Linked DNA regions of Homo sapiens: region 1 is linked to region 2. A link is an interaction called in ENCODE POLR2A ChIA-PET data of the cell type or tissue named here. Cell type or tissue: CD4-positive, alpha-beta T cell. All regions are shown on one strand. Links, peaks and the distances in the headings refer to the core of each region. The heading gives the core; the rest is flanking DNA. Region 1 overlaps MMP24-AS1-EDEM2 (MMP24-AS1-EDEM2 readthrough). Region 2 overlaps MYH7B (myosin heavy chain 7B).

Region 1 (5,364 bases), core at 120-5,119, 170 kb before region 2:
TTTGTTGCCATTGCTTTTGGTGTTTTAGTCATGAAATCTTTGCCCATGCCTATGTCCTGAATGGTATTGCCTAGGTTTTCTTCTAGGGTTTTTATGGTTTTAGGTCTTATGTTTAAGTCTTTAATCCATCTGGAGTTAATTTTTGTATAAGGTGTAAGGAAGGGGTCCAGTTTCAGTTTTCTGCATATAGCTAGCTAGTTTTTCCAACACCATTTATTAAACAGGGAATCCTTTCCCCATTGCTTGTTTTTGTCAGATTTGTCAAAGATCAGATGGTTGTAGATGTGTGGTGTTACTTCTGAGGGCTTTGTTCTGTTCCATTGGTCTATATATCTGTTTTGGTATATCATGCTGTTTTGTATACTGTAGCCTTGTACTATAGTTTGAAGTCAGGTAGCGTGATGCCTCCAGCTTTGTTCTTTTTGCTTAGGATTGTCTTGGATACGGGGGCTCTTTTTTGTTCCATATTAAATTTAAAGTAGTTTTTTCCAGTTCTGTGAAGGAAGTCAATGGTAGCTTGATGGGAATAGCATTGAATCTATAAATTACTTTGGGCAGTATGGCCATTTTCACGATATTGATTCTTCCTATACATAAGCATGGATTGTTTTTCCATTTATTTGTGACCTCTTATTTCCTTGAGCAGTGGTTTGTAGTTCTCCTTGAAGAGGTCTTCATATCCATTGTAAGTTGTATTCCTAGGTATTTTATTCTCTTTGTAGCAATTGTGAATGGGAGTTCACTCATGATTTGGCTCTGTCTGTTATTGGTGTATAGGAATGCTTGTGATTTTTGCACATTGATTTTGTGGTGTTCTCTGTATTTCCTGAATTTGATTGTTGGCCTGTCTTGCTAGGTTGGGGAAGTTCTCCTAGATAATATCCTGAAGAGTGTTTTCCAACTTGGTTCCATTCTCCCTGTCACTTTCAGGTACACCAACCAAATGTAGATTTGGTCTTTTCACATAGTCCCATATTTCTTGGAGGCTTTGTTTCTTTTCATTCTTTTTTCTCTAATCTTGTCTTCTCGCTTTATTTCATTAAGCTGATCTTCAATCTCTGTTATCCTTTCTTCTGCTTGATAATTCGGCTATTGATACTTGTGTATGCTTCACGAAGTTCTCGTGCTGTGTTTTTCAGCTCCATCAGGTCATTTATGTTCTTCTCTAAACGGTTATTCTAGTCAGCAATTCATCTAACCTTTTTTCAAGGTTCTTAGCTTCCTTGCATTGGGTTAGAACATGCTCCTTTAGCTCGGAGGAGTTTGTTATTACCCACCTTCTGAAGTCTACTTCTGTCAATTCTTCAAACTCATTCTCTGTTTCCAGTTTTGTTCCCTTGCTGGCAAGGAATTGTGATCCTTTGGAGGAGAAGAGGCATTCTGGTTTTTGGAATTTTCAGCCTTTTTGTGCTGGTTTCTCCCCATCTTCATGGATTTATCTACCTTTGGTCTCTGATGTTGGTGACCTTCAGATGGGGTCTCTGAGTGGACGTCCTTTTTGTTGATGTTGATGCTATTCCTTTGTATTTGTTAGTTTTCCTTCTAACAGTCAGGCCCCTCTGCTGCAGGTCTTCTGGAGTTTGCTGGAGGTCCACTCCAGACCCTGTTTGCCTGGGTATCACCACTGGAGGCCGCAGAACAGCAAAGATTGCTGCCTGTTCCTTCCTCTAGAAGCTTTGTCCCAGAGAGGCACCCACCAGATGCCAGCGAGAGCTCTTCTGTATGAGGTGTCTGTTGGCCCCTATGGGAGGTGTCTCCCAGTCAGGATACATAGGGGTCAGGGACCCACTTGAGGAGGCAGTCTGACCCTTATCAGAGCTCGAATGTTGTCCTGGGAGTTCTCTTCGGAGCCATCAGGCAGGGACGTTTAAGTCTGCTGAAGCTGTTTCCAAGCCACCCCTTCCCCCAGGTGCTCTGTCCCAGGGAGATTTTTTTTTTTTTTTGAGATAGAGTCTCACTCTATCACCCAGGCTAGAGTGCAGTGGCACAATCTCGGCTCACTGCAACCTCCACCTCCTGGGTACAAGCAATTCTCCTGCCTCAGCCTCCCGAGTAGCTGGGATTACAGGCCCCTGCCACCACGCCTGGCTCATTTTTTTTGTATTTTAGTAGAGATGGTGTTTCACCATGTTAGTCAGGCTAGTCTCAAACTCCTGACCTCAAATGATCCACTCGTCTCGGCCTCCCAAAGTGCTGGGATTACAGGCGTGAGCCACCGTGCTGGCCAGGGGTTTTATCTGTAAGTCCCTGACTGGGGCTGCTGCCTTTTTTTCAGAGATGCCCTGCCCAGAGAAGAGGAATCTAGAGAGGCAGTCTGGCCACAGCAGCCTTGCTGAGCTGTGGTGGGCTCCACCCAGTTTGAACTTCCCTGCAGCTTTGTTTACACTGTGAGGGTAAAACCACCTACTCAAGCCTCAGCAATGGCGGACAACCCCTCCCACCACCAAGCTCAAGCATCCCAGGTCGACCTCAGACTGCTGTGCTGGCAGCGAGAATTTCAAGCCAGTGGATCTTAGCTTGCTGAGCTCTGTGGGGGTGGGACCCATGGAGCCAGACCACTTGGCTCCCTGGCTTCAGCCCCCTTTCCAGCGGATTGAACAAACCTGTTTTTTTTTTTTTGTTTTTTTTTTGAGACGGAGTCTCGCCCTGTCGTCCAGGCTGGAGTGCAGTGGTGCAATCTCAGCTCACTGCAAGCTCCACCTCCTGGGTTCAAGTGATTCTCCTGCCCCAGCCTCCTGAGTAGCTGGGATTACAGGCCCCCACTGCTATACCCAGCTAATTTTTGTATTTTGAGTAGAGACGGGGTTTCACCATGTTGGCCAGGGTGGTCTCGAACTTCTGACCTCGTGATCTGCCCACCTTGGCCTCCTAAAGTGCTGGGATTACAGGCATGAGCCACCGCGCCCAGCCTGCAGAGTGAACGATTCTATCTTGCTGGCGTTCCACGCACCACTGGGGTATGAAAAAAAAAAAAGAAAACTCCTGCAGCTAGCTCGGTGTCTGCCCAAATGGCCGCCCAGTTTTGTGCTTGAAACCCAGGGCCCTGGTGGCGTAGGCACCAGAGGGAATCTCCTGGTCTACAGGTGGCGAAGACCTTGGGAAAAGCGCAGTATCTGGGCCGTAGTGCACCATTTCCCAGGGCACAGTCCCTCACCGCTTCCCTTGGCTAGGGGGGATATCCCCTAACCTCTTGCACTTCCTGGGTGATGCGACGCCCCACCCTGCTTCGGCTTGCCCTCCGTGGGCTGCACCCATTGCCCATCCAGTCCCAATTAGATAAACCGGGTACCTCAGTTGGAAATGCAGAAATCACCCACCTTCTGCATCGATCTCACTGGGAGCTGCAGACCAGAGCTCTTCCTATTTGGCCATCTTGCCAGCAAATCCTAGATTTCTTAAGATGCACAAATATTTCCGTTGTGTTACAGTTGCCTAAAGTATTCAGGATCATAACATGTTCTACAGGTTTGTAGCCTAGGAGCAATAGGCTATACCAAGGAGCCTAGGGGTATAGTAGGCTACGCCACCTAGGTGTCGTAGGGCATCCACCATTGCTGAGTCTTGAGTAGGTGGTTTAACCGTCACAGTTTTTTTTTTTTTAAAAAACCTTATTTTTGTAGAGATGAGGTCTTGCTATGCTGCCCAGGCTGGTCTCAAACTTCTGGGCTCAAGTGATCCTCCCACCTTAGCCTCCCAAAGTGCTGGGATTGCAGGCATGAGCCACCGCGCCCAGCCGCTTTGCACTTTCTTTATCATGTCTTTAGATAAACAAAAGTTCCTAATTTTAAGGTGGTTATGTTTATCAACCTATTCCTTTACAGTTTGTACTTTTTGTGCCTTATTTAAGCAACCCTTCCCTAAACCCCAAGGTCATGAAGATATTCTGTTTATGTTCAAAGCTTTTTAGTTTTGTCTTTCACCTTGAGGTATGGTATGAAGTGGAGGTCAAGATTAGTTTCTTTTAATGGATATCCACTGTCCCAGACAGAACCAGTTATCAAAAGTTGGCCTTTCCTTACTGATCTGCAGTGGCATCTCTGACTTACAGTAAATATGTCTATTCTGTTTCAGTGGTCCAGTTGTCTCACCTGGTACCAATGCTCATTATCTCAATTAGTATTATTTCTTTTTTTTTTAAATTTTTTTTTCTCTTTTTTTTTTTTTTTTTTTGAGACGGTGTTTCACTCTTGTTGCCCAGGCTGGAGTGCAATGGCAGGATCTTAGCTCACCGCAACCTCTGCCTCCCGGGTTCAAGAGATTCTCCTGCCTCAGCCTCCCGAGTAGCTGGGATTACAGGCACACGCCATGACACCCGGCTAATTTTGTGTTTTTAGTAGAGACGGGGTTTCTCCATATTGGTCAGGCTGCTCGCGAACTCCTGACCTCAGGTGATCCACCTGCCTTGGCCTTCCAAAGTGCTGGGATTACAGGCGTGAGCCACAGTGCCTGGCCCTCGATTAGTATTATTTCATAATGTATTTATATCTTGTAGATCAAGCCTTTCCTCTTTGTTCTTCAAGAGTGTCTTAGCTATTTTTGAATATTTGAACGTCTACACCTAAATTTTGGAATCTTTTTTATCACGTTGATGAAGTTTTGGTTGGTATTGCATTTAGCATGTAAATGACTGGGAAGAATTGACATCTTCACAATATTGAATCATCCAGTGCATGATAGGGTGTATTTTTTTCATTTGTTTACATCTTTTTTGGTATCTCTCAGAGTTTCATAATTTTCTCTCTGAACATATGGCCCATCCTCTGTTAAGTTTTCCCCTCTAAGTTCTTCATATATACATACGTATATATATTTTTTGAGACAGAGTCTTGCTCTGTTGCCCAGGCTGGAGTGCAATGGCACAATCTTGGCTCACTGCAACCTCCACCTCCCAGATTCAAGCAATTTTCCTGCCTCAGCCTCCAGAGTAGCTGGGGTTACAGGCACACACCACCATACCAGTCTAATTGTATTTTTAGTAGAGACAGGGTTTCACCATGTTGGCCAGGCTGGTCTCAAACTCTGACCTCAAGTGATCTGCCCGCCTTGGCCTCCCAAAGTGCTGGGATTACAGGCATGAGCCACTGCACCCAGTCAAGTTCTCCATATTTTAAAAATATTATTGCAAATAATTTTTTTTTAAATCTCATGGTGTGCTTATTCTCAGCATATAGAAGTACTGATGATTTTGTTGCATTAGTTTTGTTTCTAGCAACCTTAATAAATTCTTTTGTTTGTTATAATAATTATTTTTAGACTCTTTTGGATTTTCTACATGCATATTCATAGCACCAATAGATAATGACAGATTATTTCTTCTTTTTTAATTTTTATAATGTTTGTTTCAACTTATTGTTCTGGCTATAA
Region 2 (5,364 bases), core at 91-5,090:
CCCTCCGCCTGCTTGCGCCGCAGTGCCGCCACTGTGGCCTCGTGCCGCAGCGCCGCCTCCTCCAGCTCCCGCCGCAGCCTCCCCAGCTCCGCCTCCCGCTTGCGGCAGCCCTCGCGCTGCCCCGCGGATGCGCCGCCTGCCTCCTCCAGCCGCTCGCTCAGCTCCTCCAGCTCCCGCGCCGCCTCTGCACGCTGCTTCTCCACGCGGGCCCGGGCTGCCCGCTCTGCCTCCAGCTCCTCTTCCAGCTCCTCCGCCCGAGCCTGGGGTGGGCACGTGGGGCAGCTGTCACCTCTGTGGGCCTCTGACCCCAGGCCTCACCCACCCGATCCCCACGCACCTGCAGCTCCTTGATCTTCTTCTGCATCTGGGCCCCCAAGAGCTGCTCGTCTTCCACCCGCAGGCTCAGCTGGCTCAGCTCGGAGTCCTTCCTGGGAGCCACAGAGTGGGTGGCCAGCACAGGCCTTAACTCCCACCCACCCGCCTGGGACCCCATAACGCCCCCCAGTCCCCTTCAGGCCCTGAGGGACCTCACCCCATGCACCTGCTGCACTGGGCCCTGAGGCCTCAGCCCTGGACCCTGGCTAGGGCCCTCAGTACAGGGAGGGCAAGACACTACCCCTGCACCCCAGTGCCCCATCTGTCAACCCCCACCCTTAACCTCTGCAATGCCGCAGGAACCACAAGAATCCAGAAGGGAACAAGGGCCAGGTGCAGGCTCAGAAGGCCCCCACCTGCTGCCCCACCACACCTACTTCTTGAGCTTCTCCTCCAGCTGCTGCTTGTCTTGAGCAGCATCAGCCACCGACTCCTGCGTCAGCTTCAGGTCACCCTCCAGCTTGCGCTTGGCCCGCTCCGTGTCCATGCGCAGCTTCTTCTCCTGCTCCAGGGAGCATTCCAGCTGCAGAGCAGGCACAGCAGGGGTCAGCCATGGCCCAAGCCAGCCGGCACCCCGGCCCCGCCACCCAGTCTCGGGGTGGCCCTGACTCACGTCCTCCACCTGTTGCTCCAGCCGGAGCTTGGCCTTGGTCAGCGCGCTCACACGGTCCTCCTCGGCCTGCAGGTCACCCAGGGCCTGTTGGTGGGCCTCCTGCAACGCCTTCTTCTCCTTGGTCAGCCGGGCCACTGACTCGTCCAGCGCAGCCATCTCTTCCGTCAGGTTCTTCACCTGTGCCAGGGCCAGGGCCAGAATGGGGACGCCCTTCCCCGCACTCTGAGCGGCCACCACACCACACCAGGTCAGAGCAAGTGCCCCTTCCAGCTATGGGACTCAGGCAAGTCACTTGACTCCGAGCCTCCACCGCTTCTGCCTGAGGGAAGGACCCTCCTCATGGGGTTGTAATGAGGATTCACGAGTGGATGCACCCGCAGTGCTCAGCACCACACCTGGCCTGGTGAGAAATCCACAGATGCCAGCCATGTGCAGTATTAGCATGTGCTCAGGGCAGCTGCCTCCTAGTCCCGGCTTCCTCAGTGAGCACCTGTGAGAACCTAAGCTGCCTACCCCTGCCTCACTTTCCCTCCTGTGTAATGGAGTCCCTCCTCCAGCACTGGGAACCACAGGGGCCATCACGAGGGCTCAAGGGCAGAAGTCACCTGCGGGATGCCGAGCTGGGGACATGGAGTTCCTGCCCTCAAGGGGCTTGCACTCCGGGATGGATGAGGATTGCCAGCATGTGCTAAACACCTACCGTGTGCAAGGCCTAGGAGCGTGTGCTCAGTAAAGGCCAATTACACACATCACCACCTACCCTAATGGGGTAAGTGCTGCTAACCCCACTTGACAGATAAAGAAACTGAGGCCCAGGAAAGGCAGTGACATGCCCAGGGCCAGAAAGCAGAGGCTTAGCAGAGCCGGGGTGGGACCTGCAGCCACCTGGCCCCAAAGCTGGCCCCTGGCTCAGGGCCCTTCCCCACAGCTGGCCCGGCCCACACCTTGTTCTCAGTGGCTTGCTTCTCCTTCTCAGCTTTGGCCAGTGTCAGCTCCAGGTCATCAATGTCCTTCTTGAGCTCCGTGCACTCGTCCTCCAGCTTGCGCCGGCGGGCGGCCAGGTCAGCGTTCACCTCCTCCTCATCCTCCAGCCGCTCACTCAGCTCCTTCACCTTCCCCTCCAGCTGCACCTTGGACTTGATCAGCAAGTGGCAGCGCTCCTCGGCATCTGCCAGGTTGTCCTGCTCCTGGAGGGCACACGGAACGGGGCCAGGTTGGGGGAGGGCCAGGTAAACCAGCAGAGAGACACCAGGCCAGGCCCTGGAGAGGAAACTGCCTCTGTAGCAAAGTTTGGCTGTGCTCTGAGAACTCAGGAATGTCTTGACTCGCTCTTGGGCATGGAAGGGCAATAGCGCAGAGGGACACACCAGAGCATTAAGAGGGGAAAGTTAGAAGTGCGGGGCGGCCCAGAGTGAGGCCCAAACAAGGGTTCTGAGAGGGAAGCCCGCTGCTCACTGCCCCGCTGTTGGGCTGAGGCCTTCCGAGGGGCAGGGTGAGCAGCAGCAGCCTCTGCACAGCCACGGACGGGCTCCTGGAGGCAGTCCCTGGAAGGGCTCAGGTATCCTTACCCCCCATTTCCTTACTGTCCAGCTGCGTCACAGTCTCCTGCACTAGCAGGTGAGTTTTGTGACCACAGGGCCATCTCTGTCTTCCCACCAACGTTCCTCCTGCACTAGCCTGAGCCTGGCACACAATTGATACACAAAGCCATGTGCCGAAGGCAGGAAAGCTTGCTCTGTGGACCTGGGGAGATTCCAGACCTTTGATCTGTGCTCTCTGGCTATCACCCTGTTACCTGCCACCTGGGTTCCCATGGCCCTTAACCAGAGAAGAGAGCATGGGTCTGTTTGGTTTCAGGGATTGCAGGGAGGGGAGAGCTGGGGAGCTGGGGTTCCTCTGCTTTAGCGGGAGGCCAAGGTGGCACGAGGGGAGAGTGCCAGGAAACGTGCCAGACGAGGCCTTGGGGTGGTGAGGCTGGGACATGGAGGCCTCATCTCATGGCATCTTTGGAACAGAGAGACATAAGGCCTGAGCCCCATGGGTCTCGCTGTACTATCCCTCAGAGCAGCCAGGGGTACTCGGGGCTGGGGACGCCCGGTCACAAGGGGAACCCTGACTCACAGCCTGCAGCTGCAGGGCCAGGTCATTCTTCTCCTGGGTGATGCTGACGTGCGTCTCCTCCAGTTCCTGGCGCTTGGCCTCGGCCGCAGCCAGCGCCCCTCGCAACCCCCGCAGCTCTGCCCGCAGGGCCGCCAGCTCCTCCTCAGCCTGCGCCGAGCGCAGCAGCGGCTTCATCTTGAAAAAGAGCTTCATCCATGACCAGTTCTTGACGGCATTGAAGGCACGGATGTTCCACTGGATGGTGAACAGCGCATCCCTAGGGAGGGGCAGCCAAGCTGTGAAGGTGGCTCAGTGCTGCCCGTCACAAATGGTGACACTCAGCACAGTTCACTTGTTTTGCCTTCCCAGCAGCCTCATGGAGTAGCTCCTAATAGCTCTGCTTTATAGGTGAGGGTGAGGGGAGGCCCACAGTCCCACAGGCCTGCCTCCAGTGAAGGGGCTCATGAGCCCCCCATGTCCTGGTGGCCTCTGCAATTCCCGGAAGACACCAGGGCTGTTAAGCCACGGGGCTCTGGAGTCAGCGGCCTGGGCTGACGTGCCAGCTAGCTCTGGATCTCTGACACGGGCACCCTTCTGCTGAGTGGAGGCCATCACAGCGCCTGTTTCTCAGGACCGTCAGCGCTTTAACCAGGATAATGCAGAGAAAGTATCTTGCCTGGGGCCCGGCCCGCAAGAGTCTTGGAAGACACTGGGTGCCATCGCTACCCCTCCGGGCCACACGCTGATGTCCTGAAATGGAGAGGCAAGTGCCGTACCCCGTTTTTTGAGGTGGGGAAATGGAGGCTGGGGGACACAGAACAGAACCTTGCCCCAACCAGCCACAGGGGCTGATCTGACTACAGGGCAGCATGTTAGGGTTGGGAGAGCCAGTGGGTCTGGGAGCTGAGAGGCAGGGGACACACCCTGTCCCCAGCCTCCTTCCCACACCCACCTGCCTCCCAGCAGGCGCTGGTACTCAAGGCGCATGAGGCGGCCACGGCTCCGCGCCTGCAGCAGCGTCAGCACCTTGGCCAGGCGCTGGTCACGGAGCTCTTCCAGGACGCCTAGAAGCCCAGCCTTGAAGAACACCTGGGGGCGGAGAGGTAGACAGCCAGGGTAACCCCCAACCATCCGCATGAACCCTGCCCAGTGTGACCGCCACAGCCATGGCCAGCCCTGATCCCACAGTGCCCCGACCTTGGTGTGGCCAAACTGGTACTGGGTGTGATCCAAGTCCAGCGAGCCCAGCAGTTTCTCTGTGGCCTTCCTGCTGTCCATGAAGGTGTCATCCGGGATGGCACTGGGGTTCAGGATACGGTACCTGGGAAAGGAGGGCAGAGCTGGTCAGGAGAGGGCTGGGTATGGGGCACAGGCCACTGAGAATGGGGAAGTCAGGGACTGAGGAGGCTCGTGTGGGTAGCAGGGGACTCGTTCCTGGGCCTCTCCGAGGCTGGTGCAGAGGTTCCAGCAGGGCACATGCCAAACAAGGGGGCCAGGGATGCGTCACCACACTGGGACACTAGGGACACTCCACTTAAAATCCCTGGGGGGTTGGCTGGGTGCGGTGGCTCACGCCCATAATCACAACACTTTGGGAAGCCAAGGCGGGTGGATTGCTTGAGCCCAGGAGTTCAAGACCAGCGTGGGCAACATGGTGAAACCCTATCTCTACTAAAAACACAAAAATTAGTGGGGCATGGTGGCGGGCGCCTGTAATCCCAGCTACTCGGGAGGCTGAGGCAGAAGAATTGCAGAATCGCTTGAACCTCAGAAGGCAGAGGTTGCAGTGAGCCAAGATCCTGCCACTGCACTCCAGCCTGGGTGACAGAGCAAGACTCCGTCTCAAAAAAAAAAAAAAAAACACAACCTTGGGGGGATTTTAAATGCATTCATTAAGTTTTTAAAGAGGCTTTTTACAGAAGGCATGCACTATTTTTAAAATTTTTTTAAAGGCAAAAAATATTAGTAGAAGGTGACATGCTGTACCCTATCACTGAAGAAACATTTGGGGGAAAATTCTTTTTTTTTTTTTTTTTTGAGACGGAGTCTCGCTCTGTCGCCCAGGCTGGAGTGCAGTGGCACGATCTCTGCTCACTGCAAGCTCTGCCTCCCGGGTTCAGGCCATTCTCCTGCCTCAGCCTCCCGAGTAGCTGGGACTACAGGCTCCCGCCACCACGCCCGGCTAATTTTTTTATATTTTTAGTAGAGATGGGGTTTCACCGTGTTAGCCAGGATGGTCTCGATCTCCTGACCTCGTGATCCGCCTGCCTCGGCCT

The links. ChIA-PET counts read pairs that join two places held together with the same protein. Peaks named below come from ENCODE experiments on the same cell type or tissue, not always from the same donor. Only the 100,000 strongest peaks of a DNase experiment are listed, where the experiment ranks them.
Region 1: POLR2A ChIA-PET joins it to region 2 with 5 read pairs; 2 of 35 experiments call an interaction of 5 or more read pairs at or near these places.

The regions. Positions count from the first base shown.
Region 1 is chr20:35,158,663-35,164,026 of GRCh38, reverse strand. The region is part of intron 5 of MMP24-AS1-EDEM2 (MMP24-AS1-EDEM2 readthrough); the gene reads left to right. Among named protein-coding and RNA genes, the nearest start is that of PROCR, 11 kb to the left of the region's middle. In CD4-positive, alpha-beta T cell, for the core only: no CTCF peak of the experiment used is centred there; a DNase peak (open chromatin) is centred at 2,406.
Region 2 is chr20:34,992,147-34,997,510 of GRCh38, reverse strand. MYH7B (myosin heavy chain 7B) reads right to left here. Exons shown (of 45, transcript NM_020884.7): 25 at 4,286-4,409; 26 at 4,041-4,177; 27 at 3,110-3,365; 28 at 1,933-2,175; 29 at 989-1,165; 30 at 753-898; 31 at 338-428; 32 at 1-260. Among named protein-coding and RNA genes, the nearest start is that of MIR499B, 4.4 kb to the right of the region's middle. In CD4-positive, alpha-beta T cell, for the core only: no CTCF peak of the experiment used is centred there; no DNase peak of the experiment used is centred there.